Linked DNA regions of Homo sapiens: region 1 is linked to region 2. Evidence: chromatin contacts called from ENCODE Hi-C data. All regions are on one chromosome and are shown on one strand. The core of a region is the stretch at or near the end of the contact, and the rest is flanking DNA. Distances in the headings are between cores, read along the strand shown.

Region 1 (4,704 bases), core at 1,716-4,215, 650 kb before region 2:
ACATTTTCTGTAAAGGGCCAGATAATGAATATTTTCCTATTTGCAGGCTGCACTATCTCTCTTGCAACTGCTCAAGCAAAAGCAACCATAGGCAATATGTAAGTGAATGAGTGTGGCTGTGTTCCAATAAAACACTATTTACAAAAATAAGCAGAGGGCCTGATTTGGGCCATAGGTGAAGAAGAGTTTATATGGTATCTCCCTTTGGCAGGGATATTTTCTCCCCGCCAAACATGGTGAAGGGCGTGGATAAGTGACACTCTGGGCTGGGATGCTTTTAGTTGTGAGGAGTAAAAAACCCAAACAATGGGGATTTTATGACCTCACGTAATAAAAATCCCCAGCAATGGGTAGCTCCAGACTTGGTTTATTCAGTGTCTCAAAGTAATCTTGAAGGACCCAAGTTCGTTCGTTCTTTGCTCATTGCCATCTTCAGCATATTGGTTTAATTCTCCTTGATATTTGCAAATGATTTCTGTGCTTTCCCTCAGACATGCCGACATTCAGGGGAAGAAGAGGAAGAGTGTTCCAATGAGGCTCCGTTTATTTTTTTATTTTTTGAGACAGGGTCTCACTCTGTTTCCCAGGCTGGAGTGAGTGGCACGATCACAACTCACTGCAGCCTTGACCTCCCAGGATCAGGTGATCCTCCCACCTCAGCCTCCTAAGTAGTTAGGATCACAGGTACATGCCACCACACCTGACTAATTTTTTGTAGAAACGGGGTCTCACTTTGTTGTCCAGGCTGGTCTCAAACTCCTGGGCTCAGGCAATCCTCCCGTCTTGGCCTCCCAAAGTGCTGGATTTACAGGTGTGAGCCATGGCGCCTCACCTGGGGATCCTTTTAGTACTGAGGGAAGGAAACCTTTCCCAGAAGCTTCCCAGTCACCTTCCCTTTCTTCCCATTGGCCACGACTAGGGTGCAGGCACCTTGGGAAGGGTGGACCACTGTGACTAACCCAATGCAGGACATGGCTGGCCAAGGGGAGGAAGGTACATGAGCCAGGACAATTCAAGCTCCATCAGAAAACGGGGTCAATAGTATCCCCTGGGAGAAGCCGTGCAATGCCTGCCACAACCCTGCAGAGTCCCAGCAGCTGAGGGGGTCTATTCCAGGGGCGAGATCACGGCCTGCAATGTGTGAGCTGGGTCTCAAGAGGGAGAGAGGGAACAGGCTGGAGAGATGGAAGTCTGGGAGAGCAGCTCCTCGGGAGAGCACCATGCATGAGGAGTGAGGCTTGGGGCAGCTGGGAGAGGACCTAGAGATGGGGAGAGAGAGAAGGAGTGTGGCCAGGAGCACAGGGGGCCACTCAGGCCAGAGAAGTGGGAACTGAAAATGCTCTGGTGAAGGGGAGAGCAGCAGCTGGGCCTGAGACCAGAAAAGCCCCCATGGGCTGCTGGAGGCTCGGGGAGGTGGCAGTGAGCTCTGGGCTCAGGGCACAAGAGGCTTTTGGAGGCTGGGTGCTGGCTGGACTCTGTTTGCCAGCCTTCTCTGTAAGTCCCAGGCATTAGAGCACAGCAAGCAGGAATAACAGGAGCCCTGGGCCCTTAGAAGGAAACTGAGGAGAAGCCTGGATGTCCATGCTGTGTTCCTGAGTTTTAAGGTGACATTTTCTTGGCCACTTTTTATCTGCATGGTGTTGGGGAGACCCTGCTGAGGCTAGGGTTCTTGTTCTGGTCTTGGAGGTGGCACGGCTGGGGCCTGGAGGGAGAGCTTGGCACAGCTCCCAGGCTCTGCTGGGGCCCAGCTCCGCTCAGGAATTATCAGTCACTCAGAGAAAACTCAAAGGGCACTAGGCCTCCAGCAGTCAGCAGCAGTCACAACCAAAGTGGGGAGTGGCTCCATTTGCCTTCTCCACCTGAGCTAGTGCTCCCCTTTCTCATGCTTCCTTTATCCCCCACATTGATGAGCCACTTTTTCCTCCTCTTCATCTGCACTGCCACACCCCACCCCGAACACTTAGCATCCCAGGTGACTTAGCTGGAGGGAACCTGCTATGGACTGAATTGTATTCCCCTAAATTTATATGTAGAAGCTCTAATCCCCAGTGTGATGGCGTTAGGAGGTAGGGCCTTTGCAGGGTGATTGGATCATTTGCATGGAACCCTCTTGCATAGGATTAGTGCTTCTGTAAGCAGAGACATAAGAGAGATGACTTCTTTCCTCCACGTGAGACTATAGCAAACAGGCAGCTCTCTGTGACCCAGGAAGCCAGCCCTCCCTAGAACCTGACCATGCTGGCACCCTGATCTTGGACTTCTAGCCTCCCCTCCAGAACTTCGAGGAATAAATGTTTGTTGTTTGAGCCACCCAGTGTATGGTATTTGTTATGGCAGCCCAAACTGAGTGAAACAGAACCTTAGGGGTTACCTGGTCAAAACCCCCCTTGTTCAGATGATGAGAGGAGAGAGGCCCAGGCCATCAGGCAGGTGAGGTCTGTGGCCAGCCTCAGACTTTAGTTTCCTGATGGCATTAAGAATCTCTGCTCTGAGCCTGGAATGAATACAGGCTCTACCTGTTTTTAGCTGTGTGCAAATTACCACGCACTGTGGTTTCCCATCTATAGAATGGGGCTGTAAGGGACCTGGCCTCACAGGCTCTGGGGATTAGAGGAGATGGAGCAGGCAAAGCACTGAATCCACTGAGGTCTCAGTGCTCTCAGTGATTATCATCATTGTTGTTGATACGCCTGCTTGCCTTATATTCTTTTTACTGCACAAACGCCTTGTTACATATGGAAAATAAATCCACCTGCTTCAGACTCTGATGGACTTGGCCATGCTTCCTTTGTCCCAAGATAGACAATGATGTGCATGATAAGATTCCAGCTCTGCTTCCGAAGCTCAACTCAAATCTACCTTCCCAGACTTCCCTCTGCCTGACTTCCTCTCTCATAGCATACTGTTTGTGATTTTACTGTAGTGCCATGTCTGCCTCATGTCAGTCACACATTTGGCTTGTCTAGAGAGCACACAGCATGCCAGACTCACTCCTTCAGCCCAGCACCTTGTGTGATGCCTGGTCCACACAGTAGGTGCTTAGTAAATGTTTGCTGAGTTAAACCGACTTTTGCCCTTAGCAACCTATTCTCTAAGTTTATGCTGGTGCTGTTGGTTTAAAAGAAAGGAACATGTTTCAATGTGGAAAGAGGAACTCAAGACTTGGGGCCTGCAAATACCTCATCCAGTTTCCTGGAAGCTGGAAACTGAAGCTATAGTGGGCTGGTGGCATCCTCACCCCTGGCGGAGCGTGTGCAGCCTCAGGTAGAAGCACCTATTTAGGGACAAATGAATAATCAAAGGCATGGCCCATTTGCTTTACTCTTTATCTGCTCTTTAAAGGGAAATTTGATTTGAAACTCACAGAGTCTTCCATATCAATGAGGTGGTAAACATCTGCTTGGATGGGCTTTTGCTCCTGCCCCAGTTATTCCCAGTACAACCTTCTGTGGTTCTGATGCTCCCCATTTCCTCCAGATCCCTGTCCTGAGACTATGCAAGCTTTCCAGAAGCTCATACTGTAAAAAGAATTGCACAGCATATGTTTAGACTCAGTGCTGGATTTTCCTTGGGCTTGCTCTTAAGTTTGGGCAAATGCCCCCTGGTAATGTGCACAGCTGGGCATCCCTGAGGCTTGGAGCTGGCAGGACCTTTTGGGATGGCCTTATCCCTTGGGTTTCATGTGGGGAATGACCCAAGACTCCAAATCCCAGCAGAGTCAAGTGGGACCATACTCCTGGACTCCTGACTTCCTGGATGCTGCTATTCTTTCTATGCAGCTGTCTCACCCTTGTCATAATGGGAAACTCAGGGCATAACATTCCACTTAACTGCAACTTGGCTTCTCGAAATACCTCTTCTCTTCTGTGCAAAGATCATGACTCGGTTCTTCCTTCTTCTGTGGACCGTAACAAGCCATTCAGCCAGTCAAGCAAGTCCCATGGGAAATCCCCATTTTGGCCAACAGAGACAGTTCCTCTTTATCTCCCAAGAACACTACCCTTTTGCTCCCCTTTCCAGGTAGTCAAACAGCTGACTGTTCATCAGCAGGCTAGCAGCTGAGCCCGGGGCTTTGAGGGACAGATGACAGCTGGATGGCTGACCAGCTTGCAGAGAAAGCTTGAAATCTTGGGCACACAGGGAATGGAGCAAGAGATTTTCCCATTTGGACATACCAAAGGATAAGTTCTCTTTGAGAGATTGGTGAGGAGTGAGATGGGGTAGAATTCCAGGAAAAGGGAATGAAGTTTGTTTCTCAGGCAAACATGCCATCAGCAAGGTATGGGCTCTAGGCTGAGCTGACAGCAGCAGACAGGGCTTGATGAGCGTGACTTCCAGCCTGCAGAGAGAGCTGCATTCCTGCAAGAAGGGAGCAAATGGCCCCAGAGCAGCTGTAGGCACCAATGTCCCAGGAAAGAAGCATTCCGGGGCCAGGAAGATCCTGCCAATACTTCACTTATATCATAATATTTAATTCTTAGCCATTTGTGGATGTCAGTACATTATTATTGCTTTTTTTCTGTTTTTTTTTTCTTCTTGTATTATTATACTTTAAGTTCTAGGGTACATGTGCACAACGTGCAGGTTTGTTACATATGTATACATGTGCCATGTTGGTACGCTGCACCCATTACCTCATCATTTACATTAGGTATATCTCCTAATGCTTTCCCTCCCCCCTCCCCCCACCCCACAATAGGCCCT
Region 2 (5,251 bases), core at 2,685-5,184:
CCCAAATGACAGAATTTCATTTATTTTTATGGCTAAATAATATTCCATTGGGTACGTAGACCATATTTTAAGAATTCATTCATCCTTGGGCACTTAGGTTTGTTCCAAATCTTGGTGATTGTGAATAGTGCTGCAATAAACTTACAAGTGAAGATATCTCTTTGATAGATTCCCTTTCTTTTGAGTATATACCCAGCAGTGGAATTGCTGGATTATATGGTAGTTCTATTTTTAGTTTTTTTGAGGAATTTCCATACTGTTCTTCTTTCTGGCTGTACTAATTTACATTTCCACCAACAGCACATGAGGGTTCCCCTTTCTCCATATTCTCTCCAGCATCTGTTATTGCTTACCTTTTTGACATGAGCCATTTTAACTGGGGTGAGATAATATCTGATTGTGGTTCTGACTTGAATTTCTCCAATCATTAGTGACATTAGTATTTTTTATATATCTGTCGATGATTTGCGTGTTTTGAGAAATGTCTGATCTGATTTTTGATCAGATTGTTTTTGTTTTTGTTTTGTTTTGTTTGACTTTCTCTACTCTCCTGAGAAGAGTTTGCTATTGAGTTGTTTGAGCTCCTTATATATTCTGGTTATTAATCCCTTGCCAAATGGATGGCTTGCAATTATATTCTCCTATTCTGTGGGTTGTCCCTTCACTTTTTTTATTGTTTCCTTTACTGTGTAGAAACTTTTTAGCTTGATGTAATCCCATTTGTTTATTTTTGCTTTTGTGCCTGTGCTTTGGAGGTCTTATACAAAAAATCTTTGCCCTAGATCAATGTTCTAGAGCATTTTCCCTGTCATCTTTAAGTAGTTTCATAGTCTCTGGTCTTAGATTTAAGTCTTTAATTCATATTGATTTGATTTGATTTGATTGCGTTTCATTCTTCTGCACATAGTTATCCAGTTTTCTCAGCACCATTTATTGAAAAGACTGTTCTTTCTTCATTGTATAATCTTAGTGTCTTTGTCAAAGATGAGTTTGTTGTAAATGTGTAGATTTATTTCTGGGTTCTATTGGTCTGTGTATCTATTTTTATGCCAGTACCATGCTGTTTTGGTTACTAGAGCTTTGTACTAGATTTTGAAGTCAGCTAATGTGATGCCTCAGCCTTGTTCTGGCTTAGGATTGCTGTGTTAGTCTGTTCTTATGCTGCTGTAAAGAGCTTCCCTGAGACTGGGTAATCTACAAATGAAAGAGGTTTAATTGATTCACAGATCCGCATGGGTGGGGAGGCCTCAGGAAACTTACAATCATGGCAAAAGGAGAAGCAGGCATGTCTTACATGGTGGCAGGCAAAAGAGAGAGAGAGAGGAGAGAGAGAGAGGGAGGAACTGTCAAACACAAAACCATCAGATCCTATGAGAACTCGCTCACTATCATGAGAACAGCATGGGGGAAATGGCCCCCATGATCCAGTCACCTCCTACGAGGTCCCACCCTCCCACACGTGGGGATTATGGGGATTACAATATGAGATGAGATTTGGATGGGGACACAGAGCGAAACCATATCAATTGCTTTAGCTATTCAGGGTCTTTTGGGTTCTATATACATTTTAGGATTTTTTTTTGTTTCTGTGAAGAATATCATTGATGTTTTGACAGGGATTACACTGAATCTGTAAATTGGTTTGGGTAGTATGGTCATTTAAATAATGTTATTTCTTCCAATCCATGAGCATTAAATATCTTTCTATCGTGCATGTGTGTCCTCTTCTATTTCCTTCATCAGAGTTTTATGGTTTTCCTTGTAGAGATTTTTCACTTCCTTTGTTAGATTGATTCCTCCTTGGTTAGATTGATTCTTAGGTATTTTATATTTTTTGTAGCTATTGTAAACAGGATTCCTTTCTTGATTTCTTTTTCAGATTGTTCACTGCTGGCATATATAAATGTTACCAAGTTTGTATTAATATATTGATTTTGTATCTTGCAATGTTGTTGAATTCATTTATCAGTTTTAACAGTTTTTTGGTTGAATTTTTAGGTTTTTCTAAGTACAAGATTATGCCTTCTGTGAACAAGACTAATTTGACTCCATCTTTTCCAATTTTGATGCCTTTTATTTCTTTCTCTTGCCTAATTGCTCTGACCAAGACCTGCAGTATTATGTTGAATAATAGTGGTGAAAATAGCCATCCTTGTCTTATTTCAGTTCTTACAGGAAAGGCCTTCAAATTTTCCCCCTTCAGTATTATGTTAGCTGTGGCTTTGTCATATATGGCCTTTATTAGTTTGAGGTATGTTCCTTGATTACCCATTTTTATAAGGGTTTTTATCATAAAGGGACATTGAATTTTATCAAATGCTTTTTCAGCATCTGTTGGAATAATCATATGGTTTTTGTTCTTGATTCTGTGAATGTGATGTATTATGTTTGTTTGTTTGCATATGTTGCATGTGTATGTTTATTTGCATTGCCCCATCTTTGCATCACTGGGATGAGTCCCATTTGGTCATGATGAATGATCTTTTTAATGTGTTGTTGAATTTGGCTAGCTAAGATTTTGTTGAGGATTTTTGCATCTATATTCATTAGTAATATAGGCCTGAAGTTTGTTGTTGTTGTTGTTGTGTCCGTGTCTAGTGTTGTTATCAGAGTAATGCTGGCCTCTTAGAATGAGCTTGGAAGTACTCCCTCCTCACCATTTGTTTTGAAGAGTTTGAGTAAGATCGGTATTTATTCTTTAATGTCTGGTAGAATTCGGCAGTGATTCAATCTGTTCCTGGGGCTTTTCTTTGATGGGATATCTCTCTTTTTGGCTCTAATCTTCCTAACAGGGGAAATTTTAACCTAGGAACATGATGCTTTCTATTGCTACTTTGTTCAAAGCCTAACAGTTTAATGTCAGCGGTAGTAATGATGACAACAGCAGCTGACCTGACTGAGCACCCCCACATGTGACAAGACACCATGCTAAGGGATTTACATCTCTTAGCTCCTCGAACCCTGACAACTGCCTTGTTTTCTCATTTCACACATGATGAAACGAGACTCAGGAGATTCAACAACTTGAGGTTAACAATGTGCCTAAGGTCACATCATAATTCTGGTGGGATGCAGCTTCCTATCTCCTGTAAGTGGGCCATTTTAAGGCCCACCCGGGCAGAGCCCCTCGACTGGCATAACTTAATAATACTCGATTTCAGATAACTTATTAAAATCATTTCACCACAGTAGAGCAAATAACTGTGGTCAATGGTGATGGCAGTGGAAACCTTTCCAGCAACCATGAGCTACTCTTTGCAAATGATCACTCTGGCGGATAATCCCATTAGTTCTCTTCTACCACCTCTTCAGAAATACTCTCACCTCCCAGCACAGAGGCACCTGGGCTGTGGCTTTTCCAGAAATGAAGAGATGGGGATGGGGGCAGGGAAAATAACACTTGATTATCTAAAATATCTCTATTTCTTAATTTTTAATTTATTTGGTGACAGTAATACAGAAAGCTGGAATAATGCCAAGCAGCCATGTGTCATACAACGAATAACTTGTCCTGCTGTGTGCTGTATTAAAAGGACTTTTTGAATGACTACATTATGGACACATTGAGTGCTCTGATCCAGAAGAGTCCATGGTGCCTTCAGACAAGAGCCCTGGGCACCTCTGTAGCAACGTGTCCCCTACTTCTCACTGTCCCCAAAGGTTTTCCTGAAATCCTGCCTTAGATATCAAGGAGGCCATTGTCATGGCCTCCTTCAGCACAGACCTTATTATTTCCTTATTGGAGCTGTCAAAAAATCTTGGGATGGTTCTTTTCTCAAGAATCATCCTTTGACACTTGCTAGTCTGTCCTAGAGCCTAGGAACATTCCCAGCTTTCTGCTCCTTTCTCTCCTTTTGCTGTCTAGGCCTTGCATACCCTGTGCTGGCTCCTGGCTCCTGGCCCTGCCTGGTGTGCTGAGCTGGCACCATCATCCCCTGGAGTCGGCTCAGGGCCAACAAATTTCTGACACAAGGAGATTAATTAGGTCCAGGGAAGCGAGAAGCAGGTGCTGTGAGTCATGTGGCGATCAGCTGTGCTTTCTCTATGATAGAATGCAAATGATCCCACACACTCAAATTCCCAGCATCATCATGACCATCATGACTGATCAGACCATGGCCACAGGGATTTTAACTCCAGTGATGACGGGCAGTGAGGTCAGCTACATCTCAAATCAAGAAAGACAGACAAGTCGGTAAACCAGCTTCTGTGAATCAGAACCATTGACCACATCTAATTCCAGGGAGCAGAGCCAAGGCTGCAGCCTGAGGGCATGTCTGTCACTAAGGCTGGTGAGATGCTGAGTCATTTAGTTTCCAGCAATTAGGCATCTTCTGCTCAAGCAAAAAGTAGCCAGATGACTATCTGGTGAGGTAAGCTGTAGTAATAATATGAACAATCATAATTGATTTGCATTGTGATGCCTACATCTAAAAGTACCTCCATTTATTTCTTTATGTTGTTGTGCATGTATTCATTCATTCAATGGACATCTTTTTGAGCTCAAAAGATGAGGAAACTACTGTGCTGGGCCTTAATGGCCCTTGCCATCAAGAAACTCAGGGTCTCTTGGGGAATGATACAAACACAAGACTCACAGCATCCAGTTAAAATGCCATGCTTTCTGTTATACCAGGCACCATGGAAACACCGTGGGAAGGCTGGAGAACTCTGCTTCTGGACGTGTTCATTCAGGCCCATCCTTGTCTCCACCTCACTTACTCTCTTCACTTCTGGCAGGGCTGAATGCCCTCATTTTACCCAACACCAGGAATCTCCAAGGAACCCCAGAAAGTTGCAGGACCCTGGACTCCTTTCTTGTAGCTAGGGGTCAGGTCAGGCACATGCACATCAGCTGCCGGGGAGGAAGTGGGGTGCAGGGATGCAGACCGGGCTGCAAAATAGCCTCTCAACATCCCAGCCTCTCTGCAGGAGAGATGCTGCCCGTGGCCACTCCAGAGTTGGTGGACCTCATTCATGTCTCCAGGAGAGATAAACGACTTTAACAAAACCCAGCAATATTAGCAAAGCCTGTGGCCAGAACATTTCAGTGAGTAATTTTAATGCCCAGGTGTGTAGCATGGCACAGAAAAACATCTTTGAGGATGGATTAACAACACATTTTGCCATCCCCTGAGAGATTTTACCCTGAACGCACACATCTCTAAGAGATGGTGTGGTCCCTATCATTAGATTGTTATGAAGAATGCTTTAGGAAGTCTCTCCCAGGTGCCAAGGCTCCTCTGGGAAA

Evidence for each region. A loop is a pair of places that touch in the nucleus more often than their neighbours do. Pooled maps may share reads with other maps.
Region 1: a loop to region 2 is called in a pooled map, with 4 times the contacts of the local background. The contact joins two enhancer-like sites. A Hi-C loop is called at or near these places in 2 of 50 pooled maps.

The regions. Positions count from the first base shown.
Region 1 is chr10:44,947,177-44,951,880 of GRCh38, reverse strand. All of the region lies in intron 1 of TMEM72-AS1 (TMEM72 antisense RNA 1), which reads left to right. Among named protein-coding and RNA genes, the nearest start is that of TMEM72-AS1, 10 kb to the left of the region's middle. RefSeq lists an enhancer at 3,810-4,049. Within about 2 kb of position 2,965, at least 4 of the 41 ENCODE cell types and tissues checked have a DNase peak (open chromatin) inside an H3K27ac peak, as active enhancers do.
Region 2 is chr10:44,300,219-44,305,469 of GRCh38, reverse strand. The region is part of intron 1 of LOC124902544 (a long non-coding RNA gene); the gene reads left to right. Among named protein-coding and RNA genes, the nearest start is that of LINC02881, 10 kb to the right of the region's middle. RefSeq lists an enhancer at 3,561-4,760. Within about 2 kb of position 3,934, at least 2 of the 41 ENCODE cell types and tissues checked have a DNase peak (open chromatin) inside an H3K27ac peak, as active enhancers do.